Regions from separate parts of the Homo sapiens genome. Here region 2 is linked to region 1. A link is a loop called in an ENCODE intact Hi-C map of the cell type or tissue named here. Cell type or tissue: psoas muscle. All regions are shown on one strand.

Evidence for each region. Hi-C counts contacts between places; a loop is a spot of excess contacts. Peaks named below come from ENCODE experiments on the same cell type or tissue, not always from the same donor. Only the 100,000 strongest peaks of a DNase experiment are listed, where the experiment ranks them.
Region 2: a loop joins it to region 1, with 4 times the contacts of the local background. A loop is called at or near these places in 35 of 110 quality-filtered maps.

What each region holds. Positions count from the first base shown.
Region 1 is chr9:100,023,737-100,031,736 of GRCh38, forward strand. The region is part of intron 4 of ERP44 (endoplasmic reticulum protein 44); the gene reads right to left. LOC105376176 (a long non-coding RNA gene) reads left to right here. Exons shown (of 3, transcript XR_001746547.2): 3 at 2,236-8,000. Among named protein-coding and RNA genes, the nearest start is that of ERP44, 71 kb to the right of the region's middle. In psoas muscle, a CTCF peak has its summit at 4,565 (motif pointing right); a DNase peak (open chromatin) is centred at 4,555.
Region 2 is chr9:100,580,037-100,588,036 of GRCh38, forward strand. It overlaps CAVIN4 (caveolae associated protein 4), which reads left to right. Exons shown (of 2, transcript NM_001018116.2): 2 at 5,729-8,000. The coding sequence ends at 6,415. It also overlaps the pseudogene RN7SKP87. Among named protein-coding and RNA genes, the nearest start is that of CAVIN4, 6.0 kb to the left of the region's middle. In psoas muscle, no CTCF peak of the experiment used is centred here; no DNase peak of the experiment used is centred here; H3K4me3 peaks cover 4,273 bases; H3K27ac peaks cover 6,906 bases.

The DNA of each region.
Region 1 (8,000 bases):
GCCTAGCCATAAAATGAATTTTTGCATGATGTATAAACAAAAAGTTTTAAAAAATTAGATCAAATAGTTCTAATGGCCTACACTACAGTGTTGTAGTCTTGAGAATGGAAAATGCCTTTTTAAAAGTTACTATTTTGGCCAGGCCCAGGGGCTCATGCCTGTAATCCCAGAAGTTTGGGAGAATGAGGCGGGTGGATCACTTGAGGTCAGGAGTTTGAGACCAGCCTGGCCAACATGGCAAGACCTTGTCTCTACTAAAAATACAAAAATTAACCAGGCATGGTGGCACATGCCTGTAATCCCAGCTATCTGGTGGCTGAGGCACGAGAATCTCTTGAACCTGGGAGGAGGAGGCTGCAGTGAACCAAGATCGTGCCAGTGCACTCCAGACTGGGTGACAGAGTGAAACCCTGACTCAACAACAACAACAACAACAACAACAACAACAACAACAACAAAGTTACTATTTCTCTAAATGTCCATCAATAGGAGACTGGCTGAATAAAGTATGGTACCCATATAATGAAGTACTAGGCTGTAATATAAAGAAATAAAAAAGATCTCTGTTTGCTGCTAAGGAGCAATCTTCAAGACAAGTTAAAAAAAAAAAAAAGCCAGGTGCAGAAGAGTGTGTACAGGTCAAATATTTTGTGTAAGAAATAGGGAGAAGAAACTTGGGGAAGAAATATAAATACATATGTATATACATGCACACATATTTACATGTCTATATATGTTTGCTTATATAGTTGTCTCTCCTCTACCCACAAAAAAAAAACACCAATGGGAGAAAATGGAGAGGTCAGGGATGAATTCCCTGACTATACTTTGGTTTTATAGTTTTGACTTTGGAACCATGGAAATGTTTAACATTAAAACAAAATGAAATTTTAAAACAATTTAATACTGTCATTGTTATTTTGAAATTAAATACATACACATATATTACAGATAAAGCACATGAGTAATCATGCTAATGCCATTAAGAATCAAGATTTTCAGCATAAGGAAAACATATATAAAACTGAGTAATTAAGTAAAAACCCTATAATTTGAATTGGAAGTACTGGTATGACCTCATGTTGTTCTCTTTCAAAAAATATACTTCTAAGCTCCTTCCACTGATAGCTATTATCAGTAAGTTAATTCCAATAAGTTTGATGATTCACATAATTCCCATGAAAATATAACTAATCAAAACTGACACTAGAAGAAACAGAAGATATAAATGGTCCTAAAATTATTGCCAGGTACAGTGACACATGCCCATAGCCCCGGCTATGGTAAGATTGAGGCAGGAGGTTTGCTCGAGCCCAGGAGTTCAAGACTAGACTGGGAAACATAGAAAGACCCCATCTCAAAAAATAATCCTACAATTATTAAAGAACCCAAATCTAATTCAAAGCCTTTCCACAAAGAAAACTCCATTCCCACACATCTTCACCAGTAAATTCTACCAAACATTTAAGGAGCCAATAATGGCAATTTTACACAAACTATTCCAGAGAATACAAAAACAGGGAACACTTCCCAACTAGTTTTTGAGGTCAACGTAATCTTCACGGGAATCCTGACAAGAAAATTATGAGAAAAAAAAAGTATTTGTTAATCTTACTCAAGAATATAGATGCAAAACTTGAATAGAAATATTAACAAACTTAGCACTACATACAAAGGATAATACATCACAATAAAGCTGGATTTAGTCTAGCACTTCAGTTTAGATAAATATTTGAAAACCAATTAATGTACATCACAACACTGACAGAATGAAAGAGACAAATTTTGTTATCTCTCAAAAGCAGAAAAACATTTGATAAAAATCTATATTCATTCATGCTTAAACACTCTTAGCAAACTAGGAAGAGAACTTCCTTAATTGAAAAAAAGGATATTTAAATAAACAACTGACTTGTGATATACTAAAAGCTGATATAACAAACAACTGAAATGGTGATATACTAACAGCTTTCATGCTGAGATCAAAAAAGAAAAAAGATGCCTGCTATCACTTCTATATAATACTGATTTGGAGTTCTTGGTCAAAATAATAATAATAATAAAAGACTGTAAAGGAAGAAATGTCATTACTTGCAGGTGTTTTTATTGAGTTCACAGAAAATCCAAAAGGGAATCTACAAATGGATTTCCATTTTCAAGCAGGGTGTAGTGGGAAGCAAAAATGTGTTGGTCCTACTGCAACAACTAGAAAAAACTTTGTATCATATTTTTAAGATACCAGAAATCATGAAAACAATGAAGACTAAAGGAACTGACATTCCAGGAAAGGAAGAACCATTCCTAAGGTAAGCAAAGATCACTAGCCATTTTCTTTCTTATAGGTTTCCTGTGTAATTTGTTTTGGAAATTAAGCCTGCAGTTGCAGATTTAGGGCTGAGAATTATACCTGCATAGGCAAGAGAAATGTCTCCAGAGGACATCTGCTGAGTGCTGGGGTGATATACAAACCTGGGGAGTTGGGTCACAAAGACGAAAAATCTCCTATGGCCTCCTGGTACTTAGGAGACAACGTCTACTTTGGAAAGGACCTGCAACCCTGTATCAAGACCACATGCAGCCAAGACATTTGCCAGATTTTGAAGCCACAAAGATTAGGAAGCATCTAGACATTAAAAGAAAAACACGAATTTTTAAGACAGACAGGAAGAAAGGTACTTGTGACATGTACTAGAGACAACTGATTAATATTCAGAATATAAAAAGAATGAACTAAAAAAAGACTACCAAAAAGATAAGTGAGTTAAAGCTATCAGTTTATGAAAGAAACACAGATTGCCAATAAACTATTACATATGTTCAGTTGTAATCAGAAAGTTACAAATTAAAACTCCCAGATAACATTTTGTCTTTCATACTGGCAAAAAATCAGTAATAATAAAAATGTTTTAAACTAAAATTCAATAATATGAAACCCTGTGAAAGTAAAATATTCCTAGTAGGTTTCATTTAGGTCCAATATTCAATGTTAATAAAGGTAAACTAGCCTAGCTGGTGCCTACTTTGTCAACAAGAAGTCAAGTAATCTTTTTTAATACCCTAAGACTTTTTAATACCCAAAGGATCTGGCAGAGAGGATATGAGATGGACTCAGAAGCAAAGAAACTAGTCTAATACAAAACATATATTTTCCACCTGTGTCCTAAGTATCAGTATGAAAATGGACAGCAAGATGCACTATAGGAGACAATATAATGCTTTCAACTTTCTAAACTTGATGAATTAGGGGGCGCAATGAGAAAGTAGTGTGCTAACAGCAAGTATGCATAAACCAGGAGTAGAATAAATAAGGTTAGAGACGGACTCTAGAGGGTCTTAAGCACTAAGCTGATGGAGTTTGAATTTTATCCAGTGTTGTGATAAGCAGCCACTGAGCTGTAGAGCTGGGCTTTCAAAAAATTCACCTGGAAGTAGTAGAGAACCAGGGAGACTAGTACTGTAATAGTTGTGGCAAAAATCACAAGAGTCTATTAACAAACATTACAATCTTTAGGTTGCTTTAAAATTCTGGTTACAGAGAGAAAAAGATTTAAAATATTTGAAAACTATTATGGGATTAGATATTCATTTGCTTCATTCTCAAACAACATCCTGGCAGCAGGTATGCTGCATAATGCAGTGGCGTTTAATTATTAAGAAGCAAAAACCTTAAAATTACATTGATCAGTAATCTCAGACATAATGCTTTTTTTTTTATTTTACAAGCTTTGGCCAAAAGTGATTTTAAGATAATTAGAATGTGACACTTTGACAATATAACAAAAAATGACTTAAGGGGTATAATAAATGGGTTTTTAAAATTAACTGGATAGATCAAATGTTAAAATGGATGTCAGAGGAATTATAAATCCCAGAAGGTTAACAGCTCACTGATTGGAAAATTAGCATATATTTTTGCTCCAATGGTCACTTACTTTTCCTTGATGGGTCCTGCCTGCCTGCCTCACTAATACCCAGCAGGGTTCCAAATGGGGAAATTGCCTCATACTCGTTTCAGCAACGTCTCTCCCTGCAATGGTTATCCATGGCAGAAAATACAAAGAGGCAGATCATTTCAACAGGAAAGTCTTATTGTTCTTCTGGTTCCAGGAGAAGGACCACTGCTGCCTATGTACTTCTTCCCATTCCCAAACTGCACCCCTCAAAACAAACAAAAAAACCCCAAAAAGACAAACATCCCCAAAAAACAAAACAAAATACCTCAACAGAAAACTAATAAGCAAAGCCTAGAAGTTCACTCAGAACTCAGGCTTAACTGCTCATCCAAATTCTGTTCTATGCACATAAAGTCTTCACTTCATATTTTCTTGTTCTTACTATGATATTTATATATAGTTCCTATAAAAAGCTTCTCAATTTCCAATAAGTAAGGTTCGAGTTGCACTGGAAGACAGGTAAGAGTAACTCAGGTATATGGGTGCATGTGCTACCTAATCAAGGACAATTACAAAGTACTTTCCTAAAAACACAAGTGTGGGTCTGTTCTGCACTGACCAGCAAGCATATGAATGCCTCTTGCTTAGTGCCATACAGCCTAAGGCCACTGGAGGTCAGCAGAGAACCTGGTCCCACCAGGGGCTGACTGATGGGACTTTCTAGATTCAAGGCAGCAAGCATGACCACCAAGGAGAATAATGAATTACGCTCCTGAATTCCCCAAATGATAAGACTGCAGAAGATAAGATGTGAAGCAAGTTGAAGCAAGGCCATGTTTTAATTGTGTGCATATGTACATGCATGTGTACATGTGTGTCTATGTGTGTTTCGAAATTTTGGAAAGCAGACAGTTACAAAGAAGAAAACAAGAACCACTTCCAACCACCACTGGAGAAAACCACTATTAACATTTTGGCTTATATTTTGGTAACTTTGAAGAAAAGTTGCTTAACTAGCAGAGATATATTTCAATTCAGAAAAAATAAACTCTGAGGTTAGTCAAATAGTAAAGTGATAGCATCAATACTTGCAGAATGGGTTTTAGCAGCTTGGAAGAAATTCCTAGAGAGAGTAGAGCATTACCAATACTCTTAATGGCATGGAGGCCAATACTGTGTAAAAAAACAAAAACAAAAACAAAAAACTCGACTCAGTTGAGAAATGATGCACAAGAGTCAGACTCTAGTTTCAGAATAACTTGAACAAATTTATTTTCCTTTTAAGGCACACACAATAATGACAGAATTTTTAAAATCTATTTCTGAGTCTAAAATAGTTTTCACAATAGGTATAAAAAAATTCTAAGTGTCCCTATCTCTCACCATAAACAAAAATCAACTCAAGATGGATTAAAGACATAAATCTAAGACCCGAAACTATAAAACCAGTAGAAGAAAACATAGGGGAAATGCTTTAGCACATTGGTCTGTGCAAAGATTTTTATGGATACTGCTTTAAATGCACAGGCAAAAAAAAAAGCAAAAATAGACAAATGGGATTTTATCAAACTAAAAAGCTTCTGTAGGGCAAGGGAAACACTCAACAGAGTGAAGAGGCAACCTGAGAATTAGTGGAAATATCTGTAAACTAATCATCTGATAAGGGATTAACATCCAGAATATACAAGCAACAACAACGACAACAAAATCCTATTTTAAAAAGGACATGGCATCTCAACAAACATTTCTCAAAAGACATACAAATGGCCAAAAAGCATGTGAAAAAAAATTGTCAGTTTCACTAATCATGTGGTTACATACAAATCGAAACCACAATGAGATATCATTTCACCCCAGTTAGAATGGCTATTAACAAAAATGTGAAAATAATTAATACTGCAGAGGATTTGGAGAAAGGGAAACATTCACATGTTGTTGATGAGACAGTAACGTAGCACAGCCACTATGGAAGACAAAATGGAGGTTCCTCAAAACCTAAAAATAGAACTACCACATGATCTAGCAATTCCATTACTGTGTATTTATCCAAAGAAAAGGAAATCAGTATAGCAAGGACATATCTGCACCACCGTGTTTACTGCAGCACTATTTACAATAGTCAAAATATGAAATCAACCTAAGTGGCCATCAACAGATGAATGGATAAAGAAAATGTGGGGCCGGGTGCGGTGGCTCATGCCTGTAATCCCAGCACTTTGGGAGACCGAGGCGGGCAGATCATGAGGTCAAGAGATTGAGACCATCCTGGCCAACATGGCGAAACCCCGTCTCTACTAAAAATACAAAAATTAGCCGGGCGTGGTGGTGCGCACCTGTAGTTCCAGCTACTCAGGAGGCTGAGGCGGGAGAATCACTTGAACCCAGAAGGCAGAGGTTGCAGTAAGCCGAGATCATGCCACTGCACTCCAGCCTGGCAACAGAGCGAGACTCAGTCTCAAAAACAAAGAAAAAAGAAAATGTGGTACATATACACAATAAAATACAACTCAGGGCTGCTCTGCCTATGGAGTAGCCATTCTTTTATTCCCTTACTTTCCTAATAAACTTGCTTTCACTTTACTCTATGGATTCACATCAAATTCTTTCTTGAGATCCAAGAATCTTCTCTAGGGGTCTGGATCAGGACTCCTTTCTGGTAATATCCTCCTGGTGAACCATGGAGGGACGATATTGAGGAAACCCCCAACCCAAAAGGAAACAGACTGCAGCACCAAATGGCCAACTCTGGGTAAGTAGTGGGGTATCCGGGTAAAGGATGGGATTGGGTTAGAGGCCCAACTGAGGGGAGTTAGAGTGTCTCCTAAAAAAGAGTGGGTTAAAGGCCCCTCTTAATAAAAGGCAAGGACATCTGGTGGAACTTGGGTTCAAGGCCCAGCTTAGGATGGTTAGAATACTTCCTAAAATTTAGGGAGTTAGAGGCCCCACTCAGTAAAGTTCCTCTCAGCTATGAATGGATTTGGCATTATGGGGAGTTAACCACTATTCTCTTTGGATTAATCTGCCTTGTACTCTTCGCTGACAGCTGTGGGTGACAGGATTAGGCATGTACAGGATCACTGGACATGGAGAGCCTTTTTTCTCCCCAAAAGGGGAAACTTGAAAGCTGGTGAGACTGTTGGAAAACCCCTTTGCAACTGACAAGTGACCGCCTGAACTTTTGATTGAGTGTCACTGCAATAAGTAGGTCTTTCTCTGGCCTCCCTGAGCACCTTGCCTTCCCCACCTTGCTGCAGGCAATGAATGCTTTTCTCCCTTTCCTATCCTCTGTGCCCTGAGACCACATGACAGCAGAGGTTGGATTAAAGATGACAGGGCCCATCTGAGGGCAAGTTTGAACCTTGCCAATTCCATATTGCATACTAAGCAGAGTGGCTACTGTAGCGAATCTGGTGTACTTTGTGCTGCAACTTTGTCTTTCTACATTGCTCTGTCATAAAGAAGAATACCTTTATGGACAGAACACGGGCTTAGGATCCCATAAGCCCAGGTTCAAGCCAGCCTGGAAAACTGGTTAATTACAGACTTTGCTGCAAGTACCTGAAAAAAAAAAATGCTGAAGTTTCCTTCTCATTTTGTTCTATGTCTTTGGGAGCTTGACCTTGTAAGAATGGGTCAGTACTTTCTGTTGGTCTCTGCCATCCAGGGAACAGGAGTTTTGGGGTCCATGTCATAGTTTGCTCAAAAAATTATCTTAAGCCATTAAAAGCCTTTGCAAGCTCAAAACTGACTGCTCTAGCCTCCTTCAGGGAAGAGCAATAGAAACTGTCCAATGCTGTAGCTTAGTAGCTAAGGCTTTGTCTTTTCACAATGGTGGCACAGGTTGAGGGTTCAATTCCTGGCTTAGGGAATAAGTCCTTTCTGGTTTGATATCTGTAAGACCTTTATCATTTGTTGACTCCCTCCCTCTCCACGAACCATCTTGAATTTTCCTTTCTCTGAGCACCTTGGAGGTTACCTTTGGTAAAGTTCAAAACCCAGAAATACTGGTCATTTGGCCTGGCTAAAGTCAGATAATAAGAAATTTAAAAGAACTGTTTTTTTTTAAGAGTGCTATGGTTAAAAGTTAGCTTAATTAAAAGCAGATAT
Region 2 (8,000 bases), 560 kb after region 1:
TTCCCTTTCCTTTCATGTCCCTGGAAGTCCTTCTATAGGCTTAAAAATTTGGGAAAAAAAAAAAAAGCCTGGGCAATGTGGCAAAACCCTGTCTCTACAAAAATAGAAAAGTTAACCAGGTGTGTCGTCGCGTGCCTGTGTTCCCTGCTACTTAGGAGGCTGAGGTGGGAGGGTCACCTGTGGGGAGGTTGAGGCTACAGTGAGCCATGATTGTGCCACTGCACTCCAGCGTGGGTGATAGTGAGACCCTGTCTTAAGAAAAAAAATTGAAAAATTGAAAAAAAATCAGTCACCTGATTTTCAGAGGCCAGTTCCAGTGTTAGTATATGTAGTGGGAAATGTAGTATCCATTCTTTGATTTGCCTTCTGAAGATGTTCAGAATTGTGGGTATATCTTACCCTCCACTGGCATGGGCGCATGGCCAGGAAACATATTTGGCATTCACGACTGCTGAGAACTTTTGTGCAAAGCAGTGGACTAAGTGCCAATTAAGATTTACAAAAGCAAGAGCAAAGAAGTTTCTGAAAAGTTTCCATTGACTCTGTTGATTGACATAACTCTTCTTTAAACTTTAAGATGTTTCTGTATTCACCTGTTTAGTCCCTGTAACTTACTGCTAATTGTTCCTTTCTTTGATCCCTTGTAGTTATTTAAAGCAACTGAAGGGTGCTAGTTTAGGGCACATCTCTTCTCTTGTAAGAAATAATGCCATGAAGATTCTGCATAATTAAGTTGTTCAGAGTAGCAGCAGTTCGTCAAAAAGTAATTGCTATCATTTATAATGGAACAGCTCGTAGAGAAAAGAATAATGGACATAGAACTCTGATTCAAAGATTCATTAGATGTTAGAAAGCTGTATACATGGTCACATGGTTATTCTTAGCAGTTAAAATTAGTTATAATTAATCATCATAGTTAAGGTATATAAATGGTTATATTGAGATTGCTCCTTCTGCTAAAATTAACTTGAAACCAAGCAATTCAGCCATAGTAAAAATTACCTGCTATTTCTTATACATTTATTATTTCTTTTCGAACATACTATATCTTCACTAATAAGCCTCAGACTTTTGTATATTCAGAATTTCCCTAGCTATATTAGTTTGAGAGCTTGTTTGGAAGTTCTAGCAGGGGAGTGCAGCTGCTTGTATACCCTTGACCAAAGACTGGTCCTCCTCTATCGTGGATGGTCATCCTCTTCGACCAAGCGTGCGGCTTCGAGAGGGACACACATGGAGCGGTGAGGGAGGAAGGGGACACCCACTTAGCCCAGCCAGATCAGCTGAATCAACCCTGGCAATCAGTGGGTTAACAGATGTTGCAGCCAATCGCCCTCACATCCCATAGCTATATTAGTTTGATGTTCAATCCAGCCCACAGTACTCTGAAGCACAGTATTCATTCTGTTACAAAAATGGTCTTTTTACCTGGAGTTTTATATTAAAAGATACAATTATATTTGGAAGTCAACTATAATTCAACATCTACAATCTTCAGTTATTATAACAGTCTATTCACCATTAGCTCATGATGTCGCTGTCTCATTGGAGTTGCAACTAATAGATCTGCGTAACAAGTACTTTTTTCTGACTCTACTCCTGTTTTGTTTTACTTTAAAGCCTGATTTTATATTATTTGTTGTGTACTTAAAGGAGGGTATGTGATTCCTGGGCTAAGCTATATCTGATTTCTTCACAGCAAGATTGTGTTTTTTCCCCTATCTAACAGTAATTAACTTTTGGCTCTTTCGTTTTCTAATTATACCCTCTCAGGCCGTGCCAACCCACATTGTGTTGCTGAAGCTACTCCCTGCAGCAGGTGTCAGGAAAGGAGAGGAATAATTTCGCTGCTTCAAACTGATTCATCAGAGAGCTATGAGACGCCCACCCCTGCCTTTTTTAGCTCCTAGACTCTCTAATCCTATAGCCAAAGAATTTAATTTTAAATAAGTATCCAAAGAAATAAGGTTCCAGGGATATCTTCTTGACTATCAGGCTGATAGGTTTTGGAATATGCATAAATGTGTTTTGTATATATTTATATATTTTTTGATTGAATAGATTTAATCTGGATCTCACGTGGGGGCACAGTTTCTTTTAGAAATTTTAACTCGTGGTTCAGTTAAAAATCTCATGATTTTTCAACTTTTGTCTGTTTAGTTTGAGAAATGCTCCCTATTCAGTTGGGTTCCTCTAGCTGCTGTGGTTGGGCTGGCTCTCAAGGTTTCCAGTGTGTGTCATGTCCCAAATCCAATTCTCATCCTTATTCTTTTGACACATTTGACACGATTGGACCTCTTTCTCTCTCTCTCTCTCTCTCTTTTAAAGAGACAGGGTCTTGGTCTGTTGCCCAGGCTAGAGTTCTACGGTGCAATCATAGCTCACTGCAGCCTCCAACTGCTGGGGGCAAGCCATCTTCCTTCTTCAGCCTTCCAAGTAGTAGGGACTACAGGTGCGCATCACCTTGCCTGGCTACACTTTAAAATTTTCGTGGAGGTCTCACTTTGTTGCCTGGGCTGGTCTTGGCCTCAAGTGATCCTCCCACCTCAGCCTCCCAAAATGTTGGGATTATAGGCATGAGCCACTGCACCCAGCCCCTCCCTTTCTCCTTGAAACTTCTTTCCTCTTGACTTCTGGGGTTACTCCTCTCTTTGGGAGTTCCCCCTGCCTCACTGGCTGATATCTGTCCTTTTTTTTCTTTTCTCATTTCTTCCTTCTACCAGTCCAAAATCCATGCTCTGTAACACCCATATTCAAAAATTCTTTAAAATATTTTTTAATAACATATTTGACAGCAAGACCTAACTTGACCTGAAATTATTCAGTGGAAAAACCTGACCTAAAGTAGCAGGAGGCTATTTCTAGCTTTTATCCCAACTTAGTGTGAATATTCATATTTTTTTTTGCCACAGAAATGTTTCTTCCAAGATCTTGCTGGGAATGTTATGTAATAAATCATATTATTTCCAAAGTCTGAAATATTCTGAATTCTGAAACACACCTTGGTGCCAAGGAATTCTGAGTAAAACAGAGCATAGACCCATTCACTCAGTTTCTTGGTGATCTCTTTCATCTGGTCTCATGACTTTAATTCCATCTTTACATCAATGACTCCTAAATTTGGGTGTCTAGCCCAGCCCTCTCTTCTGAATTCCAGACTCATCTACTCAGCTGCCTGCTCAGTGCCTCTGCCTGCATGGCTAGTGGGTGTCTCCAAGACAGCGTGTTCAGATCCCATCCTTCCCCTCCAGTCTCTTCCTCCTGCTGTCTCCCCCATCTCAATTAATGGCAGATCTATCTTTCATCTGCTCAGGCCATGTACTTGAGGATTGTTCTTGACACTCTGGCACTCCACATCCAAATCTAGTGGCAAATCTTGTTGGCTCCTACCTTCAAAGCAGCTCCGAATCAGACTGCTTCTCACCCCCAACCTGTCAGCACCCTTACCCAGTGCTCCCTTGCCTCAGTGTTCTCCACCTGTTCTCCCTGCTTCTTTTCTTGCCCCTACACCCTGTTTTCAACAGAGTGATGCTTTTATAATGTGGGTCAAATCCTGGCACTACTCTCCTGCAAGCCATTTATTCATTCATTCATTCATTCATTCATTCATTCATTCATTCATTTTTTTTAGACAGAGTCTTGCTGTGTCACCCAGGCTGGAGGGCAGTGGCACAATCTCAGCTCACTGCAACCTCCGCCTCCCGGGTTCAAGTGATTCTCTTGCCTCAGCCTCCCGAGTAGATGGGATTACAGGCATGTCCCACCACACCTGGCTAATTTTTGTATTTTTAGTAGAGACTATTTTGCCATGTTGGCCAGGCTGGTCTCGAACTCCTGACCTCAGGTGATCCCCCTGCCTCGGCCTTCCAGAGTGTTGGGATTACAGGTGTGAGCCACTGCACCCGGCTTCCTGCAAGGCTTTTAGAAGACTTCCTCTTATGCTCAGACCTCACCATTGGATACAGAGCATTGCATGACCTGGACCACCTGCTATCTCTCTTACCCTCTTGCCTCCCCTTCTTGCCCTTTCATCACTCTGCTGTCACCACACGGCCCTCCCCACTGTTTCTCTGTTCTTCCCAGATCTATACACAGCCTTCAGGTCTAGGCTTAGATGTCACCGTATGAATGAGGCCTTTCTGACCACTGTAGTTCAAACAGCACCTTCCTTGTCGCTGCATATTCCCCTTCCCTGCTTTAGTTCTCACCTTAGTGTATATCTTGCCATCTAACATGCTATATAGATTTTACTTGTTTGTCCCTCTCCGAGAATATAAGCTCTTTCACTCTTTTGTCTTCAAAGAAGCTTCACAGTTTCTAGAACCAGAAAATTTACTGGTTTGTGGTGTTGCTTAATAACTTTGTTGAAGGAAGGTATACACCTGTTTGATCCAATAATCATTTATTGAGTATGCCTACTATGTGCAAGACACTCTGATAGATGCTGGGCATAAAACATAAATAAGACACATGATCTCTGCTTTCAAGGAATCTGGAGAAGACCTCTGGGAGATACATATTTTTGAGTAAAGCTTCAATTCAAACTGTGCTAAATGTTATAAACAGAGGTATGTATGTGTAAATTTGAGATAGAGTTAGCCACTTGAGGAAGTTGGGGACACTTGAATTGATTATTGAAGAAAGATTTCATTTACAAAGCCAAAAAGAGGTGAAAGGGAACCTAAGATGTCAGAAACTTCTGGGTATGGTAGCATGTGCCTGTAGTCCCAGCTACTTGGGAGACTGAAGCAGGGGGATTCCTTGAGTCTCGCAGTTCGAGTCCAGCCTGAGTAATATAGTGAGACCCCGTCTTTATGAAAAGAAGAAGATACCAGAAATCACATATACATAGGCGTAGAGGGATGAAAACATCTTGTGCTTGAGGAATTGAGAGTGATTGTATGTTTCTGGGCTGGAAGAGTGGGAAAGTAGGTTTAGCTAAAGCTGAGGAGCCTTCTAATCATACTGAAGAATTTGAGCTCTTCGTTGAGTATTGGTGAGCTCTCCAAAGTTTAAAGCAGAGAAAAGATGTGATCAAAGCTATGCTTTAGTAATATTCTCAGAAAATACTTAGTTGATGTTCTGGAGGTAGAAGGATCAGTGAGGAGGCATTGCGCAAGTTCAGGACTGAGACGACAAGGGCCGGAATCAAGACATTGGTAGAGGGAATGAAGAAGGAGGAGGGAACAGATAAGTTGTTAGGCAGTATTATCAACAAAGCTTGGTGGCTGGTTGGATATGGAATGAGAAGGAGAGGAAATATTTGGGATTATGATTCAGGTGTTTCTATCTTATGTGGCACCTGGATAGGTGTTAGTGCTGAGAGGTACAGGGAAAGAAGTAGAAATGGAGAGGATGGTGGATGGGCCTTGATTTTTAGACTTGCTAAGTTCAAGATGACTGTGTAACCTCAAACTGTGGAGCAGTCTGCCCATCATTCACACATGTGTCTTCATCTTAGGAGAGAAGGAAAGTGAAGATAAAATACATGTGAGTTTACTTACAATTGGATCTGAAAAATGGAGTGGTTAAGGTTGCCCAGGGTAAGCCTGGGAGATGAAGAAGAGGAAAGGGCCAAGGTAAGAGAAACCCTAAGAAATGGTAACATTTAAGGAGCAGGCAGAGGATAAACAGCCCATGGAGATTTACAAGGCATGGCCAGAAGGTAAAAGAGCTGCTCTATAGTGCAAAGGAAGCACTAATATGCTTTGTTTTTTCTCTCCTTCAGGAGAAGTTTCGGTGTCCGACATCCCTGTCTGTTGTTAAAGACAGAAACCTAACTGAGAACCAAGAAGAGGATGATGATGATATCTTTGATCCCCCAGTAGATCTGTCTTCGGATGAAGAATATTATGTTGAAGAAAGCAGATCTGCCAGGCTTAGGAAGTCAGGCAAGGAGCACATTGATAATATCAAGAAGGCATTTTCCAAAGAAAACATGCAGAAGACACGGCAGAATCTTGACAAGAAAGTGAACAGAATTAGAACTAGAATAGTGACCCCGGAGAGGAGAGAGAGGCTAAGGCAGTCAGGAGAGAGGCTGAGACAGTCAGGGGAGAGGCTGAGACAGTCAGGGGAGAGGTTTAAGAAATCTATTTCTAATGCAGCTCCCTCAAAGGAAGCTTTTAAGATGCGCAGCCTCAGGAAAGGTAAGGACCGAACAGTGGCTGAAGGTGAGGAATGTGCCAGGGAGATGGGTGTGGACATCATTGCCAGGAGCGAGTCTCTGGGCCCCATCAGTGAGCTCTACTCTGATGAGCTCAGTGAACCAGAACACGAGGCAGCCAGGCCGGTGTATCCTCCCCATGAAGGAAGGGAAATCCCCACCCCCGAGCCTTTAAAAGTTACTTTTAAATCTCAGGTGAAAGTAGAGGATGATGAATCTCTTTTGTTAGATTTAAAGCACTCATCGTAAAGAGGAATTAAGTATATCCTAAATATGAATCTCCTAATCATGCAGTTTTAGTTTGAATAGTGTAGTCGTCTACATTTCTGTGCCATGTAGGAAAACATAAATGTATTTTTTTTCTTATATTTAAAATCTTGAAGATAATATAAATATTATTATCACTCTTTCTCATGGCAGCTGTGGATTTTTTAGTTCCTTTCTCTTGTCCACCAGAAAAATAGTTTCCTAGGTTGGGCCAGTTACGTGTTTGGTAAGGGCAACTTTGCGGCCGTCATTTGCAGGAGAACTCTAAATATTGGTTAGGATTAATATTGTGGCCAGCCTCAAAGGGGAATAACTCATGTGTGGGTTATATCGTCCAGATGTTCAGATCAACAGATTTGTTAGTAAATTAGCAGTCACACCCCTTTTTTGATGCTTTCACATTAAAAAATTGAAGTTTTGGACTTGAGCATTTGGCTCTAGTATCATAGCTTTACTTATAAGAAAACCCTGGGCAAGTCATCTGCTTATTCTCATCAGTAAAAATGGAGAGGGTTGGCCTCTGCTGCCTGCCTCAGAGGACTGTTGTGATGATCAAAGGAAATGGTACACATTCTGGGGGAACAAGAAGCACACCCAGAGAAAACAAGCCTCATCAGTTCCTCCAAAACAGAATGGAAAGAGTTACACCTTCTGAAAAAGCCCTCAGCACCAATCAATAAGGTCCTAGGTTGGAGAGAAACTAAAGCTGGTCTTCAGAAGCCTTTTCACAGAATCAAGAGTGAAAAATAAGTAAATGTTTGGGTGACCACTTTTTCATCAGACTAACTATATCTTGGGTTTTAGTTGGGTCTCAAAATGTTCCCCAGCCAGACCCTTTCTAATTTCCTTTTGATTAAGATCTTTGGTGGACTATAGCACTAAATTTGTTTAAGCAGTATGAGGCATAAAATTGTGACTATGTTTCTAAAGTCGGCCCTGATGCATTGGGTTTGGAAATGACCACAAATATTCCTGTTTTCCTGAGTGTACCCTTCAGGGTCCAGCTGTCCAAAACAGTGTTGATAGGAGTTCATCATAGCTGCTTTGGGAGGAAGCCAGATTCTCCTTATCTTTTAGCTTTAGATCGTGGAATCCAGGAAGTAGAACAATGTCTATTGTTGCTAAAGAAAGAAAGAAATGGGCCGGGTGTGGTGGCTCACGGGGAGTAATCCCAGCACTTTGCGAGGCCGAGGTGGGTGAATCACCTGAGGTCAGAAGTTCACGACCAGCCTGACCAACATGGCGAAACCCTGACTCTACTGAAAATACAAAAATTAGCTGGGCATGGTGGCATGCGCCTGTCCCAGCTACTCAGGAGGCTGAGACAGGAGAATTGCCTGAACCCAGGAGGCGGAGGTTGCAGTGAGCCGAGATTGTGCCACTGCACTCAAGCCTGGGCAAAAGAGCCAGACTCTGTTTCAAAAAAAAAGAAAAAAAGAAAAGAAAGAAATGGTAGTACTGATTCTGTACTTGAAGGATGTTTAATGTAGCATGGTGTTGTAATAGAGAAGAAATGATGAAATTGTTGAATTTGAAGAGTTGGGACAACGATCAGCTATCCCACTTT